Regions from separate parts of the Homo sapiens genome. Here region 2 is linked to region 1. The links are chromatin loops, found by intact Hi-C in ENCODE. Cell type or tissue: transverse colon. All regions are shown on one strand. Each heading gives the region's core, and the rest is flanking DNA. Links, peaks and the distances in the headings are about the cores only.

What was found. Hi-C counts contacts between places; a loop is a spot of excess contacts. Peaks named below come from ENCODE experiments on the same cell type or tissue, not always from the same donor. Only the 100,000 strongest peaks of a DNase experiment are listed, where the experiment ranks them.
Region 2: a loop joins it to region 1, with 13 times the contacts of the local background. A loop is called at or near these places in 1 of 110 quality-filtered maps.

Annotation. Positions count from the first base shown.
Region 1 is chr3:66,422,256-66,437,617 of GRCh38, forward strand. All of the region lies in intron 3 of LRIG1 (leucine rich repeats and immunoglobulin like domains 1), which reads right to left. Among named protein-coding and RNA genes, the nearest start is that of LRIG1, 71 kb to the right of the region's middle. RefSeq lists enhancers at 1-227, 13,460-14,050, 14,051-14,640. In transverse colon, for the core only: no CTCF peak of the experiment used is centred there; no DNase peak of the experiment used is centred there; H3K27ac peaks cover 2,129 bases.
Region 2 is chr3:66,353,625-66,368,986 of GRCh38, forward strand. It overlaps SLC25A26 (solute carrier family 25 member 26), which reads left to right. Exons shown (of 10, transcript NM_001379210.1): 7 at 9,236-9,305. Among named protein-coding and RNA genes, the nearest start is that of LRIG1, 140 kb to the right of the region's middle. In transverse colon, for the core only: no CTCF peak of the experiment used is centred there; no DNase peak of the experiment used is centred there.

The DNA of each region.
Region 1 (15,362 bases), core at 7,363-9,862:
CAGAAAATGGGATTTTCTTTTCTATTGCATTGTCAGGCTGCAAATTTTCCAAACTTTTATGTTCTGTTTCCCTTTTGAAACTGAATGCCTTTAACAGCACCCAAGTCACATCTTTAATGCTTTACTGCTTAGAAATTTATTCCATCAGATACCCTAAATCATCTCTCTCAAGTTCAAAGTTCCACAAATCTCTAGGGCAGGGGCAAAATGCTGCCAGTCTCTTTGCTAAAGCATAACAAGAGTCACCTTTGCTCTAGTTCCCAACAATTCCTCATTTCCATCTGAGACCACCTCAGCCTGGACATTATTGTTCATGTCACTATCAGCATTCTTGTCAAAGCCATTCAACAAGTCTCTAGGAAGTTCCAAACTTTCCCACATCTTCCTGCCTTCTGAGCCCTCCAAAGTGCTCCAACCTCTGCCTGTTATCCAGTTCCAAAGTCACTTCCACATTTTCAGGTATGTTTTCAGCAATGTCCCACTCTACTGGTACCAATTTACTGTCTTAGTTATTTTTCACGCTGCTGATAAAGACACAAAGACTGGGCAATTTACAAAAGAAAGAGATTTAATTGGACACACAGTTCCACCTGGCTGGAGAGGCCTCACAATCATGGCAGAAGGCGAGGAGGAACAAATCACATCTTACATGGATGGCAGCAGGCAAAAAGAGAGTTTGTGCAGGGAAACTCCAGTTTTTAAAACCATCAGATCTTGTGAGACTCATTCACTATTATGAGAACAGCACAGGAAGGACCCACCCTCATAATTCAATCACCTGCCACTGGGTCCCTCCCATGACACATGGGAATTGTAGGAGTTACAATTCAAGATGAGATCTGGGTAGACATCATCCCAGCCAAACCATATCAAATAGGTATGAAGTTTTAGTTTTGCAAGATGGAAAAAAGTTCTGGAGACTGGTTGCACAACATAAATGCATTTAACACCATTGAACTCCACATTTTAAAAAATACTTCAGATGGTAAATTTTATGTTATGTGTACTTTACCACAATTTAAAATTAAAACAAGGCCAGGCACGGTGGCTCACGCCTGTAATCCCAGCACTTTAGGAGGCTGAGGTGGGCGGATCACCTTAGGTCAGGAGTTTTGAGACCAGCCTGACCAACATGGAGCAACCCTGTCTCTACTAAAAATAAAAAATTAGCCGGGCATGGTGGCGCATGCCTGTAATCCCAGCTACTCGGGAGGCTGAGGCAGGAGAATTGCTTGAACCTGGGAGGCAGAGGTTGTAGTGAGCCAAGATCACGCCACCGCACTCCAGCCTGGGCAACAAGAGCAAAACTCCATCTCAAAAGAAACAAATTAAAACAAAATGTGACTCAGTTCACAGCACTCCTCTGTCTAAATCTCAAATGATGATTCTTGTGTCTCCCAAGTAAGTCCTGTCCATGGTCTCCAAGGCACATGTGGAGTTCTTCCTGCTGTGGAACATGGCACAGCACTGTGGAACAATATGCCTTGAGTGTCTTCCTGCCCAGGTTCAAATCCCAGCTATCCCACTCACAGGTGTGAACCTCAGAAGAGCCCCTCTGTAAAGTGATGTGTGAAGTTCATATGCCCCATGGGCTGATATGACCTGACACGTAACAACTGCTCAATAAAATGAGTTCTTGTTTTTAGTAGTCATGCTTGTGTCATCAGAGCCAGGCTAAGGATCTAGTCTGTAGGAGGTGCTCTGGAAAAAAGAATAAAATTAATGACTGGTTCTTGTCTACTCTTCTGACATATTTCAGTGCAAACAAGCAGCTCTGGCTCCCCTCTCAGGAACGAAGGGCTGACTCAGAGCTCTCACTCTTAACTTCAAGCATAAAAGAAGCCTGCTCCAGCTGGAGAGTGTCAAACCCAGCCACTGGGAAGACCCCACGTTTCAAAGCAAATCCCAGACTGCAACTTCTGCAGGATTCAGGGTGGCTAGACATCTGACAGATTCCCCAGCATCTGGATGACACCCCCCACCCCCACTCCCACAGCAAGTGGAACTGAGGCCACGTCCCTGACCCAAGCCCACCAAACCCCACCAACCCCACCATTCCAGAGGTAGCCTGCTGGTCTAAGATACCCTCTCTAGGTCTCCCCCCCATGAAGGTTAGAGTAAACAGCTGGCATTCAAACCCCTGCAGGGAAGCCTTCCCACCTCCTGCCTGAGAGTTGATGCCATGGAAACGTGTCTGCTGCCCTCGCTCAACCCGGCATTCCACCTTCAGGAAACTATCCATGTTTTCAATTCCACATGCAAACCCAAGTGGTCATCATTTTCACTCCTTTAACATAACTAACTGCACAGTTCCCAAGAAGATCCATACCTCTTTTTATTGCCTCTCAACAGCTGACCAATTAATGAACACCTATTATATACACAGTAGATCCTGGGCAAAGCATCAATGCCATCACACAGCAATCTAACAAGGTAGGTACTATTATCTTTATAGGCAGCCCCTGACTTACGATGGTTCAGCTTAACGATTTCTGGACTTCACAATGGTGCAAAAGCTATACACATTCAATAGAAATTGTACTTCAAGTACCCATAAAACCATTCTGTTTTCCACTCAGTGTTCAATAAATTATAGGAGATATTCAAAACTTTATTATAAAATGGGCTTTGTGTTAGATGATTCTGCCCAACTGTGGACTAATATGAGTGTTCTGAGCACATTTAAGGTAGACTAGGCTAGGTTGTGGTATTCAGGAGGTTAGAGGTATTAAATGCATTTTTTGCTTAATGATATTTTCAACTTAGGATGGGTTTATCTGGACATAACTCCATTGTCAGTTGAGAAGCATCTATACTTAGGCAATTGAAGAAATTGAGGCTCAGAAGTCTGCTGGAGCTTGCCCAAGGTCACACAGCTGGGAAGCAAGAGGAGCCGGGATGCAAGCCCAGGGAAGCATGACCCTATCTAGCCCGTCCGAGAGGCTCTCCTGGCAGAACTTTAAGGGCACTGGCCCAGATTCCACCCATAAACTTCCAAAGCTTGGCTAAATCTGAACATTAGCTGGCCATTTCTCAGTCAACTCAGCCTGTTCTACGTAGCTTGGCCTCGGCCAGGTGGCCCAGCTCTCATACAAGCTTCCCAGAGTCCTGTGTGAGAAGCAAATGTGCACAGGACTTCATGTGACAGAATCTCAGCAAATAAGGCAGATAAAGCTCAAGTTTTTACTTTGAATGTTCTGGATGGAAAGAAAAGGGCAGTTTCTTTGAGATCTTGAAAGATCTGCCATCGAGGGAGGAAGGAGTATCTTTATTGTTAGGGAAGGTAAGCTGCAAAGGGATCCACTTAAGTTTACAAAAAAGGGTGAGGATGGTGCAAGGCAAGAGGACAGTGTTGTGCTAGGAACAGTTCTTATTGGCCTCATCAAAGGAACAGCGCAGCCTTTCTCTGCAACCAGACAAAACCAGTGATTCTGCACTTATGGGGACCGGGGGAAGTGTGTGGTGGCCAGGTCACGTGGCATTCGCCTCCATCCACAGTGTCAGTTTACCCCTTGGGCTGCCCTCTGGAGCGAGGAGAACTTAATACAGCAGAAGTCTATTAAACCAACACCTGTTAAAGGCTTCAAAAATAAAATCAGTCTTCAAAGGCGGAAAGCAGGCAAGATAAGCTCTCCCCAGTTGGCTACATTTTCAGAGCTGATGTTAAATTAGACAGTGAAACAGATGGAGGCATTTGAAACCAACATTTAAAACTTTTTCTCATAAGTGATTGTTCCACTACAGTTCTGTGAAAGCCTGGTTTACAAGGTATTCCCGTTAGTGGTGGAAAAGATCTCATGTCACAGATAACAGCCAGGAAGAAAGGGCAAGGAGATCAAAGGCAGTTGGGACAAGGTGGGTCAAGTGGGTAATTTCTGACCCCTGAAATTATGCACCTATTTTCTACACCAGGGGCCAGCAAACTTATTCTACATTGGGCCAGATGGTAAATTTTTAGGCTTTGTGGGTCATACTGTCTCTGTCATGACCACTCAGTTCTGCTGTTATAATGTAAAAGCAGCCAGACAATATGTAAATGAATGAGTGTGGCTATGTTCCAATAAAACTTTATTTACAAAAACAAGCAGTGGGCCAGGATTGGGACCACTGTCTGTGGTGTGCTGACCCTGTCAACCCTATGGCAACCAGTTTGTGTTTCTTGGGGTGCAGAGACCCAGACTCTAATTCTTGCTGTCATGCAATTTTGGAACCATGTATAAATCACTCTTTCTCTACCTCGTTTAACCACCTGCAAAATAAGGAAATACCTCTTAACTGCAGAGAGAAAACTTTCCCATTGTCCCTCCAGTGCCCATGTCAGACATCACTAATCACAGTCTTTTCTGCCAATGTCTTTTCTACCTCTTCAGAAAGTGAAATGGAACATAAGTCTCTCTACCACTGTTATGTTCCTCAAGAGATCAACCAGGTTCCTTACTGGAGCCAGTGAAGATAGATGGGCAAACAGGGTTACTTTACAGAAGACAGAAATCCACACTGTATATCCTATATCCTTCCTCGTTTCAGTTCCGCCAATTAGTCTGAAACATACTGAAGCTGGCCAGCTCTCCATCCCTAAGATCTAAGAAGCTGTGCCCTTCCGCCCTTCCAGACAATTACAGTGATTCACAAAGTCCACAGTCAACTATCTGAGTGTGGACTCTCACCGAAATGGCAAATCTACCACAGTTTTACTTCAAGATCAAATCTTAACACGTCTTACTTAATGAATAAGCGAAATCCACATAATAGCTCTTTGCTTCGCCTGAACCTCCGGTTAGAAAATAAGTTTCACATAATCTAGCCCTAGACTGGGGGGAAAAAAAATCTAACACCCCCGGCCCCCATTACCCCAACAAAGTGATCCTGGCAGACAGGTTTCATCAAACTCCACACCCTGCAGCACTCTGCCCATCATGGTGCTGCACTGGAATTCTTACCAAGGCTCTGCATCACACACTCACTGTCACCACCCACATACAGCACGCACTCAAAATAATCAAAATGAATGAAGGCGTGCACACATTCACATATGCCTTCTGAGGCTACAGTGTATCTTAACAACATATCACACCTGGAATCCACACAATGTGAGACTATCTGAGACCCTCATATTACTGACGGAAGATGAAACTTAGTACAGGGCACACCAGCCCTGATGCCTACCTAAGGAGGTGTACTTTATGACTGCAAATGCCAAAAAACATTAACCATTTCAAAAACACACATGAAGGTGATGATTTCTCCTTGTCAGAAGACACAGGCTGGGCACAGTGACTCTGGCCTGTAATCCCAACACTTTGGGAGCCAACAGTAGAAGGACTGCTTGCGGCCAGGAGTTCGAGACCAGCCTGGGCAACACAGTGAGACCCTCATCTCTTAAAAAAATTTTTTTTAAAATTGCAGCACTATCAGACAGGCCATATGGCCAAATGCTGGCAGTTGTTTTGTTTGTAAACATTTTTATTGAAATATAAAGGATTTTTACAAAATGTAGAGAAAAATTTCCGCACCCAGAAGCCTCCCTCCTCCTGTCTCCTGGTTGTTATTCCTCCCAAAGGAAACCTCTAATTTCTACCACCCACAATTAATTCTGCCTATTTCTGTGCTGTACAGACACAAAACTGTTCTGTACATACCCTTTTTTATTTGGCTACTTCCACTCAACATTGTTTATGAGATCCATCTGGGTTGCTGCATTAGCAGTAGTTAATTCTTTTCTATCACTGTACGATATTTCTATTGACAGAACATACAGCAATTTATTTTTTCTTTCTATTGTTGACGGACATTGAGTTATTTCCAATTCAGGCTATTGCAAAAATCACAGCTATGAACACGGACTTGTCTTCTGCACTTGCTTTCTGGTGCATGTCTGCATGCATTTTTGGCAGGCGTGCAATGTCCAGGCATGGAATTGCTACTCAGGTCATTGAGCTTGCATATGTCTGGCCTTAGCAGACACTGGTAGTTTTCTTTTAAATCAAGTCCCCCAGGGTTGAAATGAATCTGAAAACCATTAGCTCCAAGTGCCCTGTTTCATGCTGCTTCATTTGACCACATTCTCAGATGCCACTGCCCTCATATGTCCCCTTTCTGACCCCTCCCCAAAAAACACATTAGGAATATAGCCTGGGGCCACCGAACATGGCCAAGCTCAATCTAATCTTCTTCAGGTGTCCAGTAGAATTTTTTAAAATAAGTGAGGGCCTAATGATCACAAAAAAAAAAGAATAATTCTAAGTCTCAAAATTGGCAAGAAATAATGTTGATGCTAAAGTCCACAGCTTACGATAATGCACTTGTGCCAGGACCAATGCCCATACAGAACTTGAAAATTAAGATGAGACATTTTTCAAGAACAAGTGAATGCGGAAGAGCTTTCCTAATCCAACTTGAATAAAAGTCTCCCTTCTCAGAATGACAGTTGAAACCATTTCCCTCTAGCCTGCTTTACATCCATCTTCTTAAAAATTAAAATCAAAATCATTTGTTCTATTGCAGAAATTGATCATTTACTCAAAGAACTGCTGTCTCGTAAGAAACAGCCCAGCCTGGGTTATTTGCTGGACAGGAAATGAGAATCAGAATAAGCAGGTCTCTCTCTCTTGCTTGTTCCCTCTCTCTTCCCCTGCTGCTGGTGAATCACCAGTTCCCTGGGGAATTTTGGCAGATTCTCAGCCTGGCTGCAGATGACGTTCCAGATCTGTTTATTCAGGTGGAGACTGGATAAAAAACAAGAGCAGCCCAGTGGCGGGATAAACAGCCTCCGCCAGGCAGGGTCAACCTCTCCAAAGGCAGGACTGGGCTGTGTCAACCAACCTCCCAACCCGTTCACTTCCTTTAGGGTCACCCTCCCCTTTGGGTCTTCAACAAACAGCTTCCATTAACTCCTTGCAAAGACGACCCAATGTCCCATCCCCATGAGACTACCTAACCCCAGGGACCTTGCTACAGCAGATCCCATTTGGTTCTCCCACCCATCAACTTACACCCATTGAACTGAAAGCCCCGGATCCCTGAAACGAAAAAATCTAGGTACGATCAACAGCTGGCCACCACTGTTCTGTGAAGTCTAGAGTGACCCAACTCATGAATGACCCAGGACCCAATCCAAACTATCAGAATGTTCTGCATTTAAGATGCACAAATAAACAAGAGCAGCAGCAAAACTCCTAAGGAAATACACATTGTTGAGTAAAAGATGCCCATCTGAAAAGACTACCAATTGTATGATTCCAAATGTATGACATTCTGAGAAAGGCAAAACTATGGAGACAGTAACAATATTTAACTGCCAGAGGCTGGGTAGAGAGAGATGAGCAGGTTCAGCACAGGAGATTTTTAGGTCAGTGAAGCTATTCTGTATGACACTGTAATGGTGGGCACATGTGATTATACATTTGTCAGAACCAAGACTGAACTCTAATGTAAACTATAAACTTTAGTAATAATGGATCGATATTGACTCATCAGTTGTAACAAATGTACCACACTAATGCAAGATGTTAACAATAGGGGAAACAGGGTGGGTGTGTGTGTGTGTGTGTGTGTGAGGGGGAGAGAGAAGAGATGGCGGGGGCATATGGGAACTCTCCGTACTTTCCACTCCATTTCTGTAAACTTACAACTGCTATAAAAGTCCATTAATTAAAAACAAAACAAAACAAAACCTCCTAAAGTATTAAGTAGTCCTGCAGTCTCGACTGGGTAGAATATAAACCGCACACCGGCTAGGAATTTTTAGTCTATCGTATTGACTGCTATAGCCTTAGCCCCCAGAATAACGCTTAGAACTTAAAAGGTACTCAATCAATATTTGTTGAATAAACAAACAAATTACAACTTTAGTTCAATGTCTTACATTCACCACAACAAACCTGAACCAAGGAACATTACTCAGGAAAAACAAAACAAAACAACAACAACAACAACAAAAAAAAAACACTGAGGCAGGACCAACCATCCAATTAAAAACTTTTAAAAAGAAAAAAATTTAAGACACAACGTGGAGTTAACTTTTTTAAAAAAGGTAGGGAAGCTGACAGACCTATTTAAAAGCAAATGTCGAATACGATGGATTTTCGATTTTCAAATAGCACGGGGTGGGGGTTACTTACGCATTTCCCACATTCAATTGAACCCCAAACACTGGCCCTCACTGGCTTGCAATGTTGAGACAATTATGCTTATCCAAGGCTGGCCAACAATCTCTCCCTCACTCACTTCTAGCCACAGCTCGGCCCTGCCTGAGGTCCCCATCCACACGCCTCCCCTGGGAGTTCCACGTGGACACTGCTGACCCGAGGAAGCTGTACAAGCCACATATGGATCACATTCCCAGGGAGAAAGGCTATGCCATCCTAACATGGGCAGTGACTTCTAAGGGGCTTGAGGAGTTAGTTCCATGTCCACACGGAGGTCAGCTGTCTTGGCATCTGGGCATGGCAAAGCAGTACCAGGTTGGGCTAAGAGATGAAAAACCAGGCTCAAGTTGGGCCAGAGATGGACAATGAGCCACTTCCACCAGAATTCCCAGCCACATATGCCCACCTCTGGGTCAGAAGAGCCAAACGTATTTATCGCTTTTGCTCAGGGCCAACATAGACACTTGCTTCTCTCTCAGGGCTGTGTTTTCCCCCAAATGTATCAATACATCCCTATTTTCTTCCCCCTTTGTTTTCCTTTCCCTGGTGACCTGCTACCCCACACCCCAGCACACTGATGGTGTTCCCTCCACCACACCGAGACCCCGCCACAAGCTCTCAGCCCTCGTAGAGCACAGGCCCCACCCTGAAAGTTGGCAGAGCACCGGGCTATCAAGCTGTGTCATGTGGAGCCAGCAAGCCCGGCACAACCGTGGATCCCGGGTACGGCACAGCTGAACTGAACCCCTCTGATTTCCCTTTGAGAAGAAGGCTAAACATACTTCATTACAATTGTCAGGGCACATGTGTCCCTGCCTGTTCAGCTCTGCCCCTTGAGGGAAGGAGGTAAGAAAACCAGGACACAGAATGAGAGACATGGATTCAACCAGACTCCAGGGGCTGAGCAACTGTTTCTGGACAAGAAAAGCAGAAAAGGTGAGATGGCAACGATCAAGAATGAGGTGATGAGAGTGTCCCTTAAGGCCAGGGACTAACCCCAGAAATTTTAACCAAGAAGCGTCCGCACTACCCACGTTGGAGGGTATCAGGAGGCTGCCATGCATGGTTTTCTTCCAAAGAAGGCTCCGCCAACTAGGGTGAGGTGGGAAGTCCCGAGCCCAGGGGTGTGAAATGATGGAGATACTGCACTTCACACAGCAAGGACCTCCTCTGCCCAAGTTCCACAGGGACTGGTCAGCAACTGGGGGAGGGGGTCACCCAGGAGTCCAAGACCAATGAGCTCTGACATGAGCTATTGTGGTTTCTGTTCCTCTGACCTCACCAACTAGGACCTGAAAAAATGGAACCACTGTTGAGAAACATGCTGACCTCACGCCAAATTCCCAAAGGGAGCAGAATGAACCTCCTTCTCACAGCCACCCTTCCATCTCAGCCTTGGGCAAAGCGGTCTGCAGCACTCACACACCTGGAGACTGTCCATGCCACCATGCTAAACCAAAAGCAGGGCACACAGCCCACCAATTCACATGACTGTCCCTCTCTAGAAGATACACGTAGAAAAAAAGATAGGGAATACAGGATGTTGTTCTCACAGTACGATGATAATGGAATCCCCACCCCATTTTGCATACTGCCTGTCAATTATGTGACATTAAATTTATATTTACAAAGCAGTTAATGAAAACGTAGACAATGAACTTTGGGACCTAATCCTTAAGTGCAGAGCAGACTAAGAAGTGTGGTGGAGAGCTGTGTAGGGTTGGTACAGCCCAGGGTGGCCTGAGCATTCCACCACCAGTCCACCAGGCACAAAGGAGGGTTTTCCACACAGAACCTCCTCCTGAACCCCCTGCCCCCGACACTCTCATGGCACAAAAGCCTGCTCCAGGTGGTGCAAACTTCAAAGGGCCTTTGTAGCCGGAGTCTGGAATGGAGCCCTGGTGCTTCTGCGGCCTCCAGGAAGTGGTTCCAATGCTGCACAGGGCCATGGATGTCCAGGGAGCTTGCCCTTGATGCTTAGCTATGGAGGAGTCACACTGCATTTTCTTTCCAGTAGAAGGGGTGGCAGGAGTAGCCATAATGGCAGGAACAGTGGGAACAAATCTAACATTTTGTTAGTGCTTACCAGTAGCTAGGCGCTGGCTTCGCTCTTAACATCTTCCCTCATTTAATCTTCATGACAACCCCAGAGGCGGCCACTATTACCGTCCCCATTTTACAGATGGGGATGCTAAGGCACGGAAAGGTCAACTCACTTGCTGAAGGTTACACAGCAGTAAGCAGTGCAGTTGGGACTGGAGCCCGGAACAGGAATCCATATCCCACACTCCTAGTCAGGATGTGGAACTGCCTCACCAGGGAAGCGGGCAGAAGAAACCTGAGGAAGACAGCTTCTCTTGATAGCACCCCATACCTCCCACCTCTTCTCGGCATCCACCAGGGACAGGGATAACCCTACACTGGGGCCACACCATGTGACTGGAGCAGAGGCAGGACCTGACTCTGCAGATACAGAGGGAACAAGAAGGGGAATGTCCTGTCGCAAGCCACTGTTCATCCCCAGTCCTGCCAGGGGCCCACACCCACACGTAGGCTTCCAGGCCCTCAGCCCACAGCATGTCAACACAGCATTGCCAGAGGGCCCAGCCAGACCACCTCTATTTATATTTAGGATGACTGGAGTGGTCAGCGGCCATGTCCCCATCCTAAACAGGTGGGTGAGAGTGGCTCTTATTTCCTCAGGCAGTAAGTATAAAGGCACAGAACTGAGCACTCTCCAGGGAACAAAAGAAACTTGTTCGCTCATTGCTTACCACCACGCCAGAGAAGCCACCACCTACTCCAGAATCAGAGAGGTTAAGACCCTGGTATGAAGTCACCCAGCTAACCAAGATGCAAGCATAGGTATCCTCTGACTCCAGGCTGTGCCGCTCTCTGGAGTGACAGTGGCACAGTAAGCCAGACCAGACAGCCTGCGGCTATGAAGACAGAGAGGGGACTGTGGGTGCTGCAGCGCTAAAGCTCCCTCTGAGGTTACACATGGGCCCCTCACCTCTACTGGCCACTGGCACATTCCCTGAGATTCACATGCCAGCTTCCTGACAGCTCTGCAGTTCCAGGCAAAGGAGGAAGCTGTTTCAGCACTTGGCTGCAGCCTCTAAGACAAGATCCTCTCCTCCTCTGGGGAGGGATACCACTGATGTGCCTTTAAAAATAAAACCAGGCCTGCTTCCTGCCCCAACTGAAAGACTTTGATCTCCCAATCATACGATTTACAATATCTCTTACCACGCAATTTCTCAAGCCTTCAGCATATGACCTGACAGTGCTCCGGGAGGGTTAAGGATGGGTATGGGTGGGATTGAGGAGTTGGCCCTTTAACGCAGCCCTTCCTCACCCACCCCAAAAATGATTTGTTACAACACCAAAGTGGCACTGTCTGCAGCACCCCTTCTCTGTACCCCAGAACCATCTCAACCCGTGCCTTGTCCATGCTGGGGTCCTATGAGAAGCAATTCTTGCTGTTTCTTTTGTGGAACCACAAGCTTCAAGTTTCTTCCCTATTTCAGGCTTTTAAAAACATGTCATCATGAACTTACATGCAAAACATAAAACTACAGATCTTTTAAGAGAAAACACAAGAGAAAATCTTTGGGATCTACAGGTAAAATTCTTAGACCTGACGCTAAAAGCACAATCCATAAAAGGAAAACTTAACACTTATTAGGCTTTATCACAATTAAAAATGTTTGTTCAGTGAAAGACTCTGCTAAGATGAAAAGACAAGCTACAGATTGAGAGAAAGTATTTACAAATCACATATCTAACAAAGAACTGGTATCCAGAATATATATCCAGACTATACAAACATCTCACAAAACTCAAGAGCAAAACAACAACAAAAAACAACCAAAAAATCCAATTAGAAAATGGGCAAAAGGCATGAATGGACATTTTACCAAAAAGAATCTACAGGTGGCAAACAAGCAAATGAAAAGATGCTTAACATCATTGGTCATCATGCAAATAAAAATGAAAACCATAATGAGCTATCACTGCACACCTATCAGAATGGCTGAAATTAAAAAAATACAACACCACGGTCAGGCGCGGTAGCTCACACCTGTAATCCCAGTACTTTGGGAGGCTGAGGCGGGTGGATCATTTGAGGTCAGGAGTTCAAGACCAGCCTGACCAACATGGCGAAACCCTGTCTCTACTAAAAATACAAAAATTAGCCAGGCCTGGTGGCGTAAGCCTGCAATCCCAGCTTCTGGGGAGGCTGAGGCATAAGAATCACTTGAACCCAGGAGGCAGAGGTTGCAGTGAGCAGAAATCATGCCACTGCACTCCAGCCTGAGCAACAGAGCGAGACTCTGTCTCAAAAAAATTAAAAAAAAAAAAAAAAAAACACACCACCAAATGCTGGCCATAATGTGGAGAAACGGAATTGCCTATACACTGCCGGTAGAAATGTCAAATGGTATGGCCATTCTGGAAGAGTCTGACGGTTTCTTAAAAAAACTAAACATGCAACTCCCATATGACCTGTCAATTGCACTCCTGGGCATTTATCCCAGAGAAGTGAAAATTTATGTTCACACACACAAAAGAAACCCAAACACAAATGTTCATAGCAGTATTTTTTAAAAGCAGCCCCAAACTGGAAACATTCTAGATGTCCTTCATCGGGTGAATGGTTAAAGTACGGCACATCCATATTATGGAATACAACTCTGTGATTAAAAAGGAATGGAACGACACATACAATAACCTAGATGAACCTCCAGGGAATTACGCTGAGTGAAAAAAGCCAATCCCAAAAGGTTATCCATACTTTATTATTCCATTATATAAAACTCTAAATGAAAAAACTACAAATTTGGAGAACACATTAGAAGTCAACCAGGGGGGGCTAGGCATGGTGGGTCAAGCCTGTAATCCCAGCACTTTGGGAGGCCGAGGCAGGCAGATCACTTGAGGTCAGGAGTTTGAGACCAGCCTTCCCAACAGGGTGAAACCCCATCTCTACTAAAAACAAAAAACAAAAAACAAAAATACAAGAATTAGCCAGGTGTGGTGGTGCATACCTGTAATCCCAGGTATTTGGGAGGCTGAGGCAGAAGAATCACGTAAACCTGGAAGACTGAGGTTGCAGTGAGCCAAGGTCACACCACTGCACTCTAGCCTGGATGGCAGAGCAAGACTCTGTCTCAAAAAGAAAACAAAAGACAACCAAGGGTGTGAGGGCAAGAAGTAAATGACTGTGGCCATAAAGGGGAGAGATCCTTGCAATGATACAAATATTCTGCATTCTGACTGCATCGATGTCAATATCCTGGTTATGAAAAGCTGTACAAGATGTCACCATTGGGAGAAACTGGGTTTAAGGGTACGTGAGGGATCTCCCCATATTACTTTTTTTTTTTTTACAACTGCATGTGAATCAACAATTATCCCTAAGTATCATTAAAACAACAATACAAAAGTGTCATGGCATTCACGGTGGAATCAGATGGAAAGTCTGGGGGAGTTCCCAGTGGAATCAGCCTTCCTGCTACTTTACTAGTCTCCAGCCATCCTTCAAACCAGCAGAAACTTACACAGTATGACTGAGGTCTCAGAGCCAAGCACCAACTACCACTGGGCTCTGTGTGATTTCTGAAATGTAGGGATATGCATGAACTGTTTAATTACTTCCCATCATTTAGGAAAGGGCTGAGGGCTGGGACTCCTAGAGACAAGGGTGTTGCTGATAAAGCTGAGGACAGCTAGCGTGGCCCTTGCCTGGCATCAGGGGTTGTCATCCAGCCCTGTGTCTTCTTCCAGCACTACTTGGCCAAGGAAGACGTGCCAGACGTGCATGCCCAGAAAGTGGCAGACGCAGGTTGCCAGACACCACACTCCCAAAGCATCATCCTTCGTATACTGGCCTTGGGAGGTGTTCCATGGAAAGGGTGCTGGGTGCAGGCAAGCTCAGGAAGGGGCATTTCCTCCCCCGCCTCTTGCAGACTCCCTCAGCAGGTCAGCAAAGAAAAGCGGCTTAGGAGAGATGATAACAACACCTTTCACTCGGCTTGCTTTGGCATTTGCTAAACTTACATGACCACAAAATCCTTTTCATGAAACGACCATTAACATCCCACAGAACAAGTATTCCAGGTGGCTCACTACTCACTATCTGTGGGAAACACCACGTCTCTCCCCCTCATTTGAGGTCAAAAGACATACAACGCAGAGCCCGGGGGTCTGGTGCCAGCCTCCAAATGAAGCCAAACTGTGACAAGCCTGCACAGGAAGAACTGAAGAGGAGGGGGGAATATATGCCTGTGGTAGCGAAGTCTAAACTTCATGGATGTGCATTTAGAGACAGGGAAGCAGCACTCTCTACTGCCAGGGGAACGTGAGGAGTGGATTTTATCATTCTCTAGGTCAGCACCTCTCATGCTCCCAAAATCTCCCTTCCTACCTCTGAAAGAAAATGAAAACATAATAGAGCTATGATGAAATGATCTTAGGAAGATCTCTGCTTGTCCTTGGAGACTCAAAGGGAACATCAAGCACTAAAGGCTCTGAAATGTTCTGCAGGAAAGAAAGGTGCTCACCTTCAACTCTGGGTTTTCTGAACTTTCTGAACACAGAGCACTCTTTTCCCCCTCAATGCCATCTACTGGCACCTCTAGAATCCAGGCACTCCTTAATGTCATCTTTTACGCAGCCTGCTGCACCTCCCTCATTTTCCTTCCGTCTCTGCAGTGGGGAACGGGTGGCATCTCCCAGCATGGGCTGGACGCCTGCAGGGATCTGCAGTGACTCTCCACCTTCGCTTCACAGAAAGCCTTTCCCAAACCACCTGCTGGCCCCTCAAACAAGCGAGCAGAGACTGGGAGAGCCCTTTTTTGACACATCTGTGGTAAGGTAAGAGCAATTTCTCATCTAAGCAAACAGAGGCTTGAAAAGCTGCTGCTAGAACATGGCAGAACCAGGACTCAAACCCCAATAATGAGCCCTGGGGGCAAGCCCTGTCCACCTCTGGGCCAGGCGGCCTCTCACATGGCAGTTTCCACTAATACTTTTTCTCCCTTGACACCCTGCCTGCCTCTTCAGTAAATCCAGGCAAGCAAGACTTATCCCCTGGCTGGAGAGCCACGCCCTCCAGCACCCCTCAGCAGGCCACTTCTACTATAACGTGCCCAAGCCTGTCTCTCCACCTTGAATAAGTATCTAAAACAACCTAGTGTCTGCCCCATACCC
Region 2 (15,362 bases), core at 12,140-14,639, 64 kb before region 1:
TTGCATTGATTCCTTAATGATGACATGTAGCTTAGGAAAGCCTGGCCAGCATATTTCTTAGACCACCTCTCCCCAGTATCCGTTGAATCTGCTGAGCTTGGGCAAGGATTAAACTGTGCTCACTTGAGTCAGTTCTCAGAGACCAACCCTGGAGAGCACAGATAAGTTCACAGTTAATGAGTTCAGCCAGAACCGAATTTTCCACGTGCTTGTGTTTAACTCCCCACAGGACGGTGCTTACTGGAGGAAGAAACTATGTCTTCTGTTTATTCTTTATGGTTCTGTCTTTTACACAGCAGGTGTTTATGTAACTATTTGCTAATTGTTTGAAGGTTAGCATTCTTTTTCAAGTTGAATGCAAAGTTGGATAACTGTATCTACGTTAACTGTTTTATTTGTACATTCTTTTAAAGGTATGTTCACAGCTATAAAGAGTTTTCCCTTTTTAACCATACAGATCTTTTCTTATCAAGCTTTAAGTCAAAAGTAAGCATATTATGAAAGGATATGATAAAATTTCCTGTGAGAATGCATTTTTTTTTTTTTCTATTTTCTTAGTGTGAGACATCAGTTTATATTGCAGTGTGGAGAACTGTTAAGAATACTGTCAGGTCCGAGTGGTTTTGCTTACAGCTACAGGGTGTTACAAAGCAATAGCTAGATGAGATGTAATCTTTAAGCTAAGCAGTATTTAAAGCAAAATGAAAATAAAATCAGTTTGGTTTTGTAAGACAGCAACATTATGCTAATACTTTTCTAAGATGAAATCATAGCTTTGTCATAGAAATCAGGGACCAATGCATTATCACTTCACTTATATCAATAGTTCAATGTATATAATAATTACTTAGATCTCTCTTTTATGTTTTATAAGTATTTTAAACGTGCAGTACTACATAAAAGCTATGTTTTCAAGTTCAAGAATAAATAGCATTTTTTCTTGTTGATTCTTGTTTTAATAGTAGTTAAAATGTCTACCACCACCCTACCCACAACAAATTTCTCTGATACTTTTAGTAATATAAACAAGAATTAGAAGAGGCTCAGTGCTCAGGGTCTGCAGTTATACCATTTCATGAGACTGGGAGAATCTGGTGTCGGGGAGGAACCCAGTGGGAGGGGATTGAATTATGGGGGCAGATCTTTCCAGCACTGTTCTCATGACAGTGAATGAGTCTCACAAGATCTGATAGCTTTAAAAAACAAGAGTTTGCCTGCACAAGGTCTCTCTCTGCCTGCCGCCATCCACATAAAATGTGACTTGCTCCTCCTTGCCTTCTGCCATAATTGTGAGGCCTCCCCAGCCATATGAAACTGTAAGTCCAATTAAACCTCTTTCTTTTGTACATTGCCCAGTCTTGAGTATGTCTTCATCAGCGATGTGAAAATGGACTAATACAACTAATAAGAACCACAGATAGAAAGCTCATAGAACCCCCAGTCAGAATAAATATCCCCCCACATATCTAAAATCTAGCCCAGTCAGTTCCAAAAATATCACTGTATAAACTCTAAAACCTAAATATTACTAAGCAAACCCAGCATTTTAGTCCATCTTGCTTTTGCTTAAGAATAATCAATGTCTTTGCCTGTAATTACCAGCACAATCATTAGTTCAAGATTTTCTTATAAATTCTTAATATCTTTACCGACTTATCTAGAATGCAAATATCTAAATATCTCAACCAGCCAACATATATTATTGCCCAAAACAAGGTACACATCAACGCATATAAAATTGATGCTGCTTGCACATCCCAGAACAGTTTCAGTCTAGCTGCCTTTATAACCCAAGTCAGCCTGTATACCATAAGGGATTCCTAATTATCAGTTAGGTATATCCATTTTTAATTATGAAAAGTAGTGCTATATGAAAAATTCATTTTAGCCTTTTAGCCACTAGCTCGTATTGCAAGAGCTATGGTGTGGCGGAATGAAAGCCAAATTGTGGTTCCCAGTTATGTTTGATACTGTTTTCAGTTTCAGAACTTGCTATCAGAAATCTCTTTTGTAGACATAGTAGTATGTGAGTACTTCACAGAGAGATGGTTCATCTGATTGAATGATAAAATTATAGGCAGCTGTTGCTTTGTTTTTAAAAATATATGTGCAAAAGCTACACAATAGCTTGATCAACTACAGTATGGAAAGTATGTGCACGAAAATCATTGTCTCCTGTCTTTAATCTGTTATAAACTTCTGGTGGTAAACTCACAGCAGTGAGACCTACCCAGAGGATGATATCAAGAGCAAGCCTAGGTTTGAAAAAACTAAGCATTATCCTTTCCATTATCTTAAATTTTGTCATGTGATGTTACTAATTTGGAATTGAGTAGATGATTCTGTGCACATACTTATTTTACTACATGTATAAAAAGCATATAGTAAAATATCATCATCTTGTAGGGTTGGAAGCCATATAACTGCTTTTGAATAGAGCAGCTAAAGAAGTCCCAAGTTGTAAGTATTTGTTCACTGGAGCCAAAACAGTTATTTTCAGTGTGTTATTCATAAGACAGTAGTGCTTATTTGGGTGGGTCTTTTAAAAGTGAAAAACAAAGCCTTCTCTTCAGGCTATACTTTAAATAGAAGACACTTGGTCTGGGGTTGGACTCCCAGCCACTTCATAGTATTGTGCCTGGTGTTGGCTTTCTGGCCTATGACTACTGGTGCTAATAGCTATTATCTTGGGGTGGGGGTCGGGGAGCCAAACTACTTCATGCTATTCTTCCTCTGATAGGCCTTTAGCATTAAGTGAAGAATCACTTGGGAAATTACAACCTGATTGTTTTTGTAGTGGTATCACTGAGTATCCTAAAGAATAATACAAATACTGTTAATGTAAAAAGTCAAGCTGATGTTTAAAAATTGCTTACTTTTAAACAATAGTTATTATGGTGAAACTCAACTAGGGTCTGTAGCTTAGTTAATAGTGTTGTACCAATCTCAGTCTTGTGCTTTGATCATTATACTATGGAAGCTGGGTGAAGGATATGTGGGAACTTTATTATTATTATTTTTTGAGATAGGGTCTTGCTCTGTCACCCAGGCTGGATTGCAGTGGTGTGATCGCTGATAACTGCAGCTTCAACCTCCCAGGCTCAAGCAATCCTGCTGCCTCAGCCTCCCTAGTAGCTGGGACTCAGGGGTGTGCCAACACGTCTGGCTAATTTTTAAATTTTTTTGTAGAGACAGGGTCTCCCTGTGTTGCTCAGGCTGGTCTCAAACTCCTGGGCTCAAGTGATCCTCCCACCTCAGACTCCAGCAAGTGCTAGGATTATAGGCACGAGCCGCTGCACTCGGTGGAATGTTCCTATTTTTGTAACTCTTCTGTAAATCTAAAATTATTTCAAAATAAGTGTCATACAACCTAGTAGACATGGTTTCTAATCAACCTGTATTAAGGAAGCTTTACTTAAGAAAAATTACCGAAGTGAAACTAAGAACATTTTTGACTTCTGTTCTCATTACTTAAACTTGATATTTCTCATTAATGTAACCATAGATTCATGTGAAAATTTCATTTATACTGTAATTCCAGCTACTTGGGAGGCTGGGGTGGGAGGATCACTTGAGATCAGGAGTTTGAGACTACCCTGGGCAAACATAGCAAGATGCTGCCTCAAAAAAATAAAATAAATTAGCCGGGCATGATGGCCCTTGCCCATAGTCCCAGTTACTCAGGAGGCTGAGGCGGGAAGATCGCTTGAGTGCAGAAGTTGGAGGCTGCAGTGGGCTGTGATCACTTCACTGCACTCCAGCCTGGGTAACAGAACAAGATCCTGTCTCTTAAGTTACTTACATTTGAACAGAAAAAGGAAATGGGACATTGAATTGGGATAAATAAGCAAACATCAGGGAAAATGTGGCCCCTTGCTTTTTAAATTCCTTATTGTTATTTTGGTATACAGCCTCCTCCGTGAGTTGAGACTCCAATACTGCTTCTTCACATTCGGGCCCCTTAATGCCCCTCTCCTCCCCTAATCATTTATCCGCCTTGACAGAAATGATCATTAGACCTCTGTGGCAATGAAATTACTTATTTAGGTTGAGAAATTATGGAAATTTAGAAAATTTTCGGCAGATTCTTAAAAAAAAAAAACTTTTGTAAACCCACATTATTTAAATTCATTGTATTAACTTCAAAATATTTAATAACGTGTGTATTATGATGTAGTTCGACTAGAAGTTGAGCTGTATATGATAGTGAGGAAACAGACTGCTATTTGCAGGACGAACCAGCCTCAGTTTTCCCATTTACTATCTATGTGACCTCAGGCAAATCTCCTAGAACTTGCCCCTCACCTGTTTTTGTGGAGAATAATATACTTCTCAACATTGAATGAGATTATACATGTAAAATCTTTAGCATAGTGCCTAGAGCATTGTAGGTAGTCAGTAAATCCCAACTAATATTGTCAATAGTAATAATTTATATTGTTACCTGTACTATATCCTACATTCCAGTCTAAAATTATGTGAATGTCATAATCAATACATAGTCTTCCTGTGAGTAATGTCTTCCAGCTAGAGTATTTTGTTTATTACAATTCTGTTGTCCCTCCAAATAGATGAGCAAATATGTAATTTCAAAATATTTCCATAATTTATGTATTTTTTACGAGTCACTTTCTGATTATTGTTGTTTTATGAGTTTAAGGTTGCACTCAAATGAATAATTTGTAAATAACACTCTTTTTAGATTGGTCTCAATATTACATTTCTGAAGTTCTGTATTCAGACAATTCCTCATTTAGAAAAATCATTTCAAACTCATTTAAGCAAGTTGTTGCAGACATTGACATAGTTTGTTCATTCACTTGGATATTTTAAGTCATTCCGGTAGAAATTGTGATTTGCGTGTGGAAGTAAAGTGTCTCATGAATGCTTATCTGTGTGTTACCAGGACAACTATATCCTATAGATCCAAACCCATGTGTTTTCATGCCCACACCAGAGTGTCCCATCCAGATCCCAGCTTTCCTACTCGCTGTTTAATCTGTGAGTTACTTAACATCTTTGAGCCTCATCTTTAGACAATTTTTTTCTTAGAGATGGGATCTCACTGTGTTAACTAGGCTAGTCTCAAACTCTTGGCCTCAAGTGATCCTCCCATCCGGGCCTCCCAAAGTGCTAGAATTACAGGCGTGAGCCACAATGTTTTTGTCTATAAAATGACAAGATAATAAAAATTACATGTAAGTCGGAAGATTCTGGAGAGAATTACATGAGCTGATGTATGTAAAGTGCTTCACACCTGGAATGTGGGAAGTTCTGTATGTTCTATGGAAGTGTGTATTGTGGTTGCTGTTACAGTCATTCTTTACGTCATGCTTTGTGTTTGCCACTGAAGTTTCTCACTTTAAACGTTTTGGGTCTTCTAGAGATTTTTTGTTTGTTTTAAGATATTTATTAGTATCCATGTCAAATACCAAATTATTTCTTTATGTGTTTTTTGTAGGCTCATTATTCTGGCCAGGTGATAGTGGAAAGTTAGACTTATCTGTGGAGATTCTGTTTTTAAATGTTGTCTTCAGCCATCTGAGTCTATTTGGATTGTGTTTTTTCGCCCCCTGGCAACCAATTTTTTTCTCCCTAGATTATAACAGGCACCTCTGTGAAGCTTTCTCTGTCACCTCACTTCTCTCTTGTATAATCCTCTTCTGCCCCCACCATACCTTCATCAAATATTAGACCTAGGGACTGTTACTTTTTCTTTTCTTGACTACAATACCTGACACCTAGTAAGTAGTTGTTGAATTTATGACTTGCATAACATTTTTGATTTCTTATCACATTCACATCTTACTGTTATTTACTTTTGCTTATAAACTCAGCATTATTACCAGCATTTCAAGTCTATTTGGAGTAGCCTTCTACTCTTTGGAACATTTAAAGATATAAGTAGATTAACTGAAAGTGACCTTTAGTCATCAACAGAAATCTAGTTTATATTTTGCATTGCTTTTCTACTAAGTTGGTGAAGTAAATGTTGGTGTTAAAACTGGCATTAGCCTGATAAAATACACCCTTTGCCACCTTAAAAGTAAAGAAAAAGCGATTCCATTGTCTTGTTTCTTATTCTTTCTGCAGTGCTTCTAGGAGCTCTGGAAAAAATAATGGTTTCTATTAAAGCATACAGATGTATTTGCAAACATTAGAGCATTTTCTGAAAATATACCAGATACTCTGTTTAATGGCAATATTATCTTTAGAAACCAGTCTCTAATAAGTCTTTTCTTTTTTAGCTTATCTGCTTTCACAAGTAAGGTGATAAATACCTATTTGATAGCTGCACTCTCAGTGCAGTAAATTGAATTAATACACTTTCAGAGAATCATTCACGTTAGTATGGATAGAGGGAAATGTTGGTCCTCAAACCACACGCTGTCACATATTTAATTTGTTAGATAGTTAACATAGTAGCTGTCTGACTTAAGAGAAGTTGTGAAAGTTGACAGAGTAAACAGAGTCTTGTACCTAATGAATTTCTATGGCATCTTCTTCATCCCCTCAGTGACCCTCACAACCTTCCAGAGATAGTTGTCAGTGGAGAAGCATTCAGAGTAGGAAATTAAAATGAACTTTGCTGTTCTTCTTTTAGTTGCTGTGTATTTGATTATCCCTAAAAATGTCAGACCACTCTCAGAAAGTCATTATACTTTTCTAACCATTTAAATTAATATATTAAAGAGGTCTTTTTTGTTAATATTTGTGGTCACTATTGCAATGCATACCATTATTCTGAAGGTCCTACTCAATTCAGTAAGGCAAAAATGAAAATAAACAATAAAAGTTACCTTAATTGGAGAGGAAGAAGTACAACTGTCTTTATTCACAGATGATACGGTCATCTATGTCGAAAATTTGATGAGCTTTATAAAAAAAAAGCTATGAGGTTGGTAACTTTAGCAAGGCTGCAGAATACAAGATCAGTGTACAAAAATCAATTGTGTTGATAACCAGTTTCAGTTTCTGCATATTAGCAATGAACAACCAGAGACTGAAATTTAAAAAACAGTGCGATTTGCAGTAGCATCAAAACATGTGAACTACTTAAGGATAAATTTGACAAAACCAGTGCAAGACCTGTATACTGAAAACTAAGACAGTGTGGAGAGAAACAAAAGAAGGCCTTAGTCAAATGGAGAGGGATGCCATGCCTGTGAGAAGAAAACCCCTCAACATTAACAACTGGTTCTCTCCAAAATAATCCATGGGTTTGGTGCCTCCCAATCACAGTCTTAGCAGGTTATTTCGTAGGAATTGATAATCAGATTGCAAAATTCATATGGAAATGCAAAATATTTAGAATAGGTAGAAGGACTTTGAAAAAGAATTTGGAAGACAAATACTACCTGGTTTCAAGATTCATTATAAAGTTACAGTAGTGAAGAAAGTATGGAATTGATATCAAGATAGGCCTATAGATGAGAACATAATAGAGAGTTCAGAAATAGACCCACACATATGTGGACAATTGATTTTTGACAAAAGCAAGAGGGCAGTTCATTGGAGAAATGATTATCTTTCCCAGTCACTGGAACAACTGAATATCCATATGTGAAAACAAAACCAAATAACTTCAATCTACATATTGTACCATATATAAAAATTAACTCAAAATGGATGATAGATACAAATGTAAAACCTGAAAGCATAAAATTTCTAGAAGAAAACACAGGATCAAAAAATCTTTGTGACTTTGAGTTAGGCAAAGATTTCTTAGATGTGACACCAAAAGCAAGATCTGTAAAAGAATAATTTGGACTTCATCAAAATTAAAAACTTCGGTTCTTTGAAAGATGCTGTTAAAAGAATGATGAAAGATGTTGTTAAAAGAATGAAAAGGCAAGACTAGAAGAAAACATCTGTAAGTGAGCTATGTCTAGAATATGTAAAGAACTCTTAAAATGCAGTCATTGAGATACGGTAACCCAGTACAAATGTGCAACATATTTGAACAGACACTTCACCAAAGACAGTATGTTGTGGATGGCAGATAAGTACATGAAAAGCAACTCAACATCATTAGGGAAATACAAATTAAAACCACAATGAAGGCACGGTGGCTCACACCTGTAATCCCAGCACTTTGAGAGGCTGAGGCGGGTGGATCGCTTGAGGTCAGGAGTTCGACACCAGCCTGGCCAACATGGTGAAACCCCGTGTCTAGGACTAAAAATACAAAAATTAGCCGGGCGTGTTGGCAGGCGCCTGTAGTCGCAGCTACTCAGGAGGCTGAGGCAGGAGAATCATATGAACCCAGGAGCTGGAGGTTGCAGTGAGCCAAGATTGCACCACTGTACTCCAGCACTCCAGCCTGGGTGACAGAGCGAGTCTGTCTCAAAAAAAAAGAAGAAAGAAAGAAAGAAATACTGCAACACACTTGCTAGAATGATTAAAATTTTAAAATGGTGATGATAACAAGTATTGGGAAAGATGTGGAGAAACCAGAACTCAAGGGAATGTAAAATGGTACAATCGCTTTGGAAAACAGTTTGGCAGTTCTTAAAAAGTTAAACATATAACTCCCATGTGATCTAGTGATTTCACCGCTAGGTATTTCCCCAAGAGAAATGAAAGCATGTATACATATAAAGACCTGTATACAAATGTTCATGGTGGCTTTATTTGTAATAGCCCCAAACTGGAAAAATCCCAAATGTCCATCAACAGGTAAATGCGTAAATCACGGTATATCCATACAACAGAATATTACTAATGAAGAAGAAGGCAACTGTTGATATCTGCATGACGTGGGTGAATCACGAAATAATTCTGAATAAAAGAAGTTGGATTTAAAAAAAATATGTGATTACAATGATATAACATTCTGGGAAAGGCATACTAATCTAGAATGACAGATCAGATTGCTTGGGGGATAGTGAGGAAGGACAGGAAGGAGGGGTTACATAGGGATACAAGAAAACTTGTGGGTCATGAGTCAGTTCACTATCTGAATTGTGGCGATGATGTTTTGTGTGCGTGCACACACACATATGTATTCTCTGAAAATTGTTTACTTTGAGCACTCTAATGTAGCTGTCACTCTCATTTCTGTGACTTATTTTAGAAAGCTGTTAAGTCTTTGGGAAAGTCACTTATGTCATCAGTAAAGAATGCCACCAAAATAGCTTCTCACTTAAGTTCCCATCCCCAGAGCTAACCCACAGGAGGTTCCGATAAATTCAAATATTTAATAACTTGTATTTTTCTTTCTCCTTAAACACAGGCCCTCTGGTCCTGGAGGCAGGATCATGTGGTGGATTCTTGGCAGTCAGCAGTCTGTGGAGCTTTTGCAGGTGCAAAGGATTATATTATACTGGGAAAGACCAAAGAGGGGGAAAAATGTGAAAATATTAACTATGCAAAAACAACATTCTTTAGACATTCCAGGTTGTTTAGATGAAGAGCGCTCCACTAGTTGTTTGAGAAAAGAACGTGTCTTAGAGGGGAAAAAAAAAAAAAAACTGCTAAAAAGGTGTCTGCCTGAAAGACAACCAATTTGTTTTTGACAAATTTTTCTTTTTCTTTTTATCTTTATTAAAGCCTTCACTCAGGCCCTGGAATTACCTTAAAGATGATTTATAAAGTCCTCTGTGGGAAGAGACTTGCTGTGGGTGCAGGGCTCACCATGCAGCTGTCTGCCTTGGGCAGTGCTTAGGGGGTTTAAGCGATTTCTGCAGAAGGCCATGATTCACGGTTTGTGTGACATGTTTGACAGCACTGTAGATTAACTAGTGTCAGGAGAGCAGAGGCTCCTCCATAACTTACTGAAGGGTAAACTGTTCTGTGTAGGAAGTATGGAGATCTACACATCTGGGCATTTTCGAGACATTAAAGCAAGAGCGAGGTGACAATATGCAATACCGTGTTATCCATCACTAAGTCATATGAATTTTCAAGTGAGGCTTTAACGAGAACTCAAATGCTTTAAAGAGCTTAATAAGTGATATGTTTAAAAGCCTAAGAGAGAAGTATATTTTGTTGTTACAACGTTAAATTAGAATTATAGTTGAAATACAATGGAAATTTGCCAGAAAAGGAAACTTTTAGTTGAGATGTGAAGCCAGTAGGGGAGGTTTAGGGTGTTAACTTTATTGGAAAATAATTATTTTGCAATTTGTTTAATGGTCATTTTTGTTGTTGTTGTCGTGATTGAGAAAACAAAATGTTCATTTTATAGTACTCTTTATTAATAGACTCATTTGACTTGTAGAATTGATAATCAACAATAAGAATTTTGCCTGTAGACATGAAACCAATCCAGATTGATTATGATGATGATCGTTTCCACATGACACATAGTCATTAGCTGTGTTAAATAAGTAGGTGGTCTTGATTCATTTTCCAGAGGTCAGGAGTCATTATTCCCCAGTCCCTAAGAGAGATGTGCATTTTTGTAGACACTCTCCTGGGCCCTGGGGACAAAATGAGCGCATTATGGAAATTAAGTCATCCTGGATAAGTAAGGCTACTTTTTAAAGTTAGCAATACTATAAAACTTCCATGTGTTGAAATAAGAACATATTCTCTGGTCCTATTCCTTGAATACCCAATTCAAAGATTTGCTTGCAGAGACATTGTTACTATTAAGGAAATTTGCATTAATTACAGTTTCCTTTTCAGAATAATACTCTGTAATAGACACTAAGCACTTGTACTGTCAGAAGGAGTGAGAGAAGGGAACTTCCTATCAGACATCCTCTATCTATGTGGTAGGATCCTACCATCCAGGCCCTTTCAGTTAAGGTGACTCACCTGGGGAGTGTGGCAGCACAGCCGGTGCTCCAGTGATGCTGGGGTATGGAGAAAGGGAGCGAGGTGCCCACGGCTACACATCTAGCACAGGCTGAGCTGTGTGACTTACAGGATTCTGAAGTCTCTTTTTGCTCCCCAACTCAGGAATGAGACTTTGGGACCCTCCTGAGTGCCAGTTTCCTTACCTGTAATGTAGAAGCAACAATTCCTACCTTAGGGGATTACTTCAGGGCTTGAGATAATGTATGGTCAGTACTCTGTACTCTGCAAAACCGAGTCGATGTAAGGAATTACTACTATTTCAATAAGAACAACTAACATCCAGAAAATGAAAACCTACTTTCACAGTAATTCATCTTCTTGATTGAGTGAAGGAATGTCATATCAATAAAGTTACTGTACACAACAGTCTCCTCTAATAGCTCGTAAATTTTAAAATGCCTCCAATATAAGCATCTTATTTTTTTCTGCTGAAGTTCTGATAAGTGAAGGAGTTTGTCCAAGGCCTGCAAAAAATCTGTTGTCAGTAGAACCACATATATTTAGCAAAAGATAAATAGATTGCTTATTTATATCCCTTATTTTGAAATTTTATTTGGTACAACTGTTGATCCAGAGGAGGTTACTATTTTAAGGCATTTCTGAAGGATAAACATCACTTGAAAATATTCCCATTTGTGAAAAAGTGAGATTCTGTAAGAGTTGCAACATGGTGCCTTACAGCATATAGAGATGAAGGATGTCTTGTGAAGTCCCTTTAAAATACACGCTGCACTTGCAGACTTTACCCTTACATGGCCATAAAAGCAGTGATGAAACTTGCCCTCAAATCAGAAATCAGATTTCTCATCCCCATGTGCTTTTCCAAGTTTAAATTGGCTAAATCATTGCAGATGAACCATTCTGTGTGCCATCCTTGGCACTCTTTCTTGTTCATGCTTGTTTTGTAAACTACTTGGCGCAAATATCCAAAAATGTCCCGTGATCTTGGAGGTGTTGATGGCTTGTCATGCACAGAAATTCCCTTGGCTTCTGGTCGGGGTGAAACTAGGGGGATAAAAGGACTTTGCAACTTCCTTGCTTCGAGTTAACTTCTAAACATAAACCATAATGCAGCCTAAGTAATTATGACATTTGCTACTATAGTGGTATTTGGTACTCTAGTATATTTTGATTAGTTTCTCATAATAAACACCTCTGTACATTCTCTAGGAGAGAAGAGGGTGGGGGAGAAAGAGGCAGGGAAAGAGACATTGATTGCGATCTCTCCATGGGTTTGAAATTCGAGAACAGGGTGAGGGATTATTTGGGTAACAAATGAGAAGGCCTGACACAATCTCTATTAAAATACAAACAAAAAACACTTTCCTTCTTGTTGATGGGGAAGTCTTCCACATCTGCACACTTCACTGGAGGTCACGCACATAAGAGGGGTATGGTGGTGCTCTTCTCCCTTCCAGACTAATCAGGGGCAACGTAGGGTCTGGAGGAGCAATGAATGGCAGCAAGGTTGCCCAGGGGTGGGTTCGGGCACTTCCCCACTGCTGCCCCCACATTCTCAGCCACTGCTTAGAGGTGACAGCTCCAGCCTTATTGTAGGAAGGTGGCTACTTTGTCTTTATGGGTGTTGGGGCAGGGGCAGTTAGGGAATCTGCATTTGTTCCCCAAGGAAATAGGAGATAATAGTTTTATCATAAAATTTTAGTTTCTCCTGAATCCTGTCCTCGAAAGCAGTTAGCCTAACATTCAGTACAAACCTAACTCCAGTGGAGACCATAGAAAACTGTTTCACAGATGCTTTGAACACAAAAGCAGCCTGTAATTGCTGTACCAAATAATTATTTCCTGTCTCATATGTTAGACTGTTCCTTGTATTTATTACCAGTAGCTTACAGTGCCCTTAAATAAAACGTAGAAAATAACTACATTTTAACTGAAAGTCCTGGCCCCCAGCCCTTCCCCGTTATGACCATTATTCTATTCTATTATCTTCACAAGTCCTCCTTACAGCCTTACAAAAGCATTGTGAGGTCTGTGAATTAGAGAAATCTTTGATAGTTGAAGACAGGCAAATTGGTCTATTAGTAACACATAAAATACAACTTCTCTCATGGTAGTAAAGTTAGGACCTATTGAAGCATACATGTTTCTGTCTGTAACTTTTCTTCATATTACTTTCATGAAACCTAAATCTCCAAGAGAATATTGGTAGGCATCCCCACTAAAGGAATGGTAAATCTTTGCTAATGGCCAAAATAAGTTTGATTTGCAGTAACTAAATTTATTAGATGTTCCTTATCAACCTTTAGGTCTTTTTAATTGGTTTAGGATCGTTTGTGAACATTTTCACATACGAAAGTGGGTTTAACAATTGGACAAATTTTAATTTGTCTTATATATCAAAGTCATTATGTAGTGGAACGAGCATTACTTTTGGAGTCATCATACATGTGACAGTCCCAGGTCCCGCACCAGCTGTGTGGCCTGGGCAAGTAAGTTGGTTGTAAAATGAGAATAGTAACACCTATGCAAATGAGATCAAATAATCAATGAAAGTGCCTAGTGCATTCCTGGCATGCCAGATACGAAGTAAGCACTGCAGATATTAGCTCCTACCTTTACCTTTCCCTGCCTTTTAGAGGATGAGTTGAAATTTTCAGTTTATAAAAACTATAGACCAGGGTACCGATTAAGCGTTTTCGAGTGCCTGCTGTGAGTGTGCTGGTCTAAAGATACGAAGAAAAAGCACTCATTAGCTCTGGCCACCAAGGAAAGAGTTAATTATTTTGTGATTACTGCTGTGAGCCAGATGCTGTTCCAAACATGTTGCGTAGGCCCATTTAATTCCTGTGTCATACTACTATCTGCATTTTACAGATCAGAAAACTGAGGCCACTAGGAGACCAGTGGGTAAGAGTCCCAGTTCCAGAGTCAGTACAGGCTTTAGATCCCGTCTCAGCTCTGCACTAAGTAAAATCTTCAAGTTTTTAGCCTCCATAAGCCTCAGTTTCCTCACCTGTAGCATGGGGATGTAAGAGTTCCTAGCTCATAAGGTACTTCAGCCACAGAATAAGTAATTACCTAAGGCTAGACACCTGGTAGAACTGGGATTTAAGCGTTGGTCTTTCCAACTCCAAAGAAGGGTTCTTTCAGGCTAGACCGTGCTGCTGGTAAGGGAAACAAAACCAAATCTGTTATTTTGGTGTATGGGAAGTTTGGGATAGTAAAGTTTGTTGCCTTTGTGTCTTGTGTCTTTTTTCCTTTTCTTCCTTTCTTGGGGGAGATAGATAGATAGACAGACAGACAGACAGACAGACACAGAGAGAGAGAGAGAGAGAGAGAGACAGATAGTGTTCATGGATCCTGTTATGTAACTAAAAGTATATTTACTTTTCCAGGGCAGAATATATGGTTAAAAGAGTAGGATTTCAAGACCAAGTCCACAAAAATTTAAAAGACACAAAGCTTAGCAAGTCTCTGAATTTCAGACAACCTCTGGATAGGAGATGAAGAGTTTTACATAGTCATAATTTGAAATGGCTAAACCCAAGGGGATTCAAATATTCATGTCAGTTGATAGTATTACCCCTAAGGTGTGTGACATTCAGGGGTAACCAGAAATGGACCATGAGGGCATAAATAGGTACACCTTTCAAAAAGTCAGTGTCATAATCAGTGTTACCATATGGAGGAGGCTTGGTATAATCTTATTTCAGCATCATAATTAGATATTTGGCAGAGATCAGATGACCTTCTTGTCCACAAGCCACAAAAGCGAGAAGGAAAGTAGTGCTATTTCTGGAGTATCCTTCACACACGGGTGTCCTGTTGCCCTTATAACACTGCCTCTTTACCCCTAGCTCATGGAAGCTGAATCTTTGTAATGCCTTTTAGGATTTTTATTATTTCTGTCTCTGTAGGGCCTCTTCGGATTTAGAATATATCTTTGTACTGCATTTTAAATGTAATATTGACACCATAAACTTGGTTTATGTTAAAACAGAAAGTCCTTCAAAAAGTCCAATCTGTGTACAGTTCAGCCATCACGACATTCAGATAACGCAAACATGAGAGAGAAGGTTAGGAAGGAAGCCATAATGTGGAATGTGTGCTGAAGCGAGACTCAGGCTAAGAAGATGTAGAAGAGAGCTTAGAAAGGTAACTTTGACTAGCCTGCTGTCAGGAGCCCGTGAAACACAAAAAGCTTTGCTCCTTTAATTCAAAGAATCCAGCCATGTATACCCAAAATCCCCACAATGTCACATGTGAGTCTGTTTGTCCATTTTGCTATATGCAAAACAGAAATGATAGACGCATTTTGGAGTCACTTTAAAGAACAGTGGTCCAGGCTGGGCGTGGTGGTTCATGCCTGTAATCCCAACACTTTGGGAGGCCGAGGCAGGAGGAGTGCTTGATGCAAGGAGTTCAAGACCAGGCTGGGCAACAGAGCAAGACCCTGTCTCTATAGAAAATTTAAAAATTAGCCAAGCATGGTGGTGCGCAGCTGTAGTCCCAGCTACTCAGGAGGAGGCTAAGGTGGAGAGATCACTTGAGCCTAGGAGGGTGAGGCTGCAGTGAGTTATGATCACACCACTGCA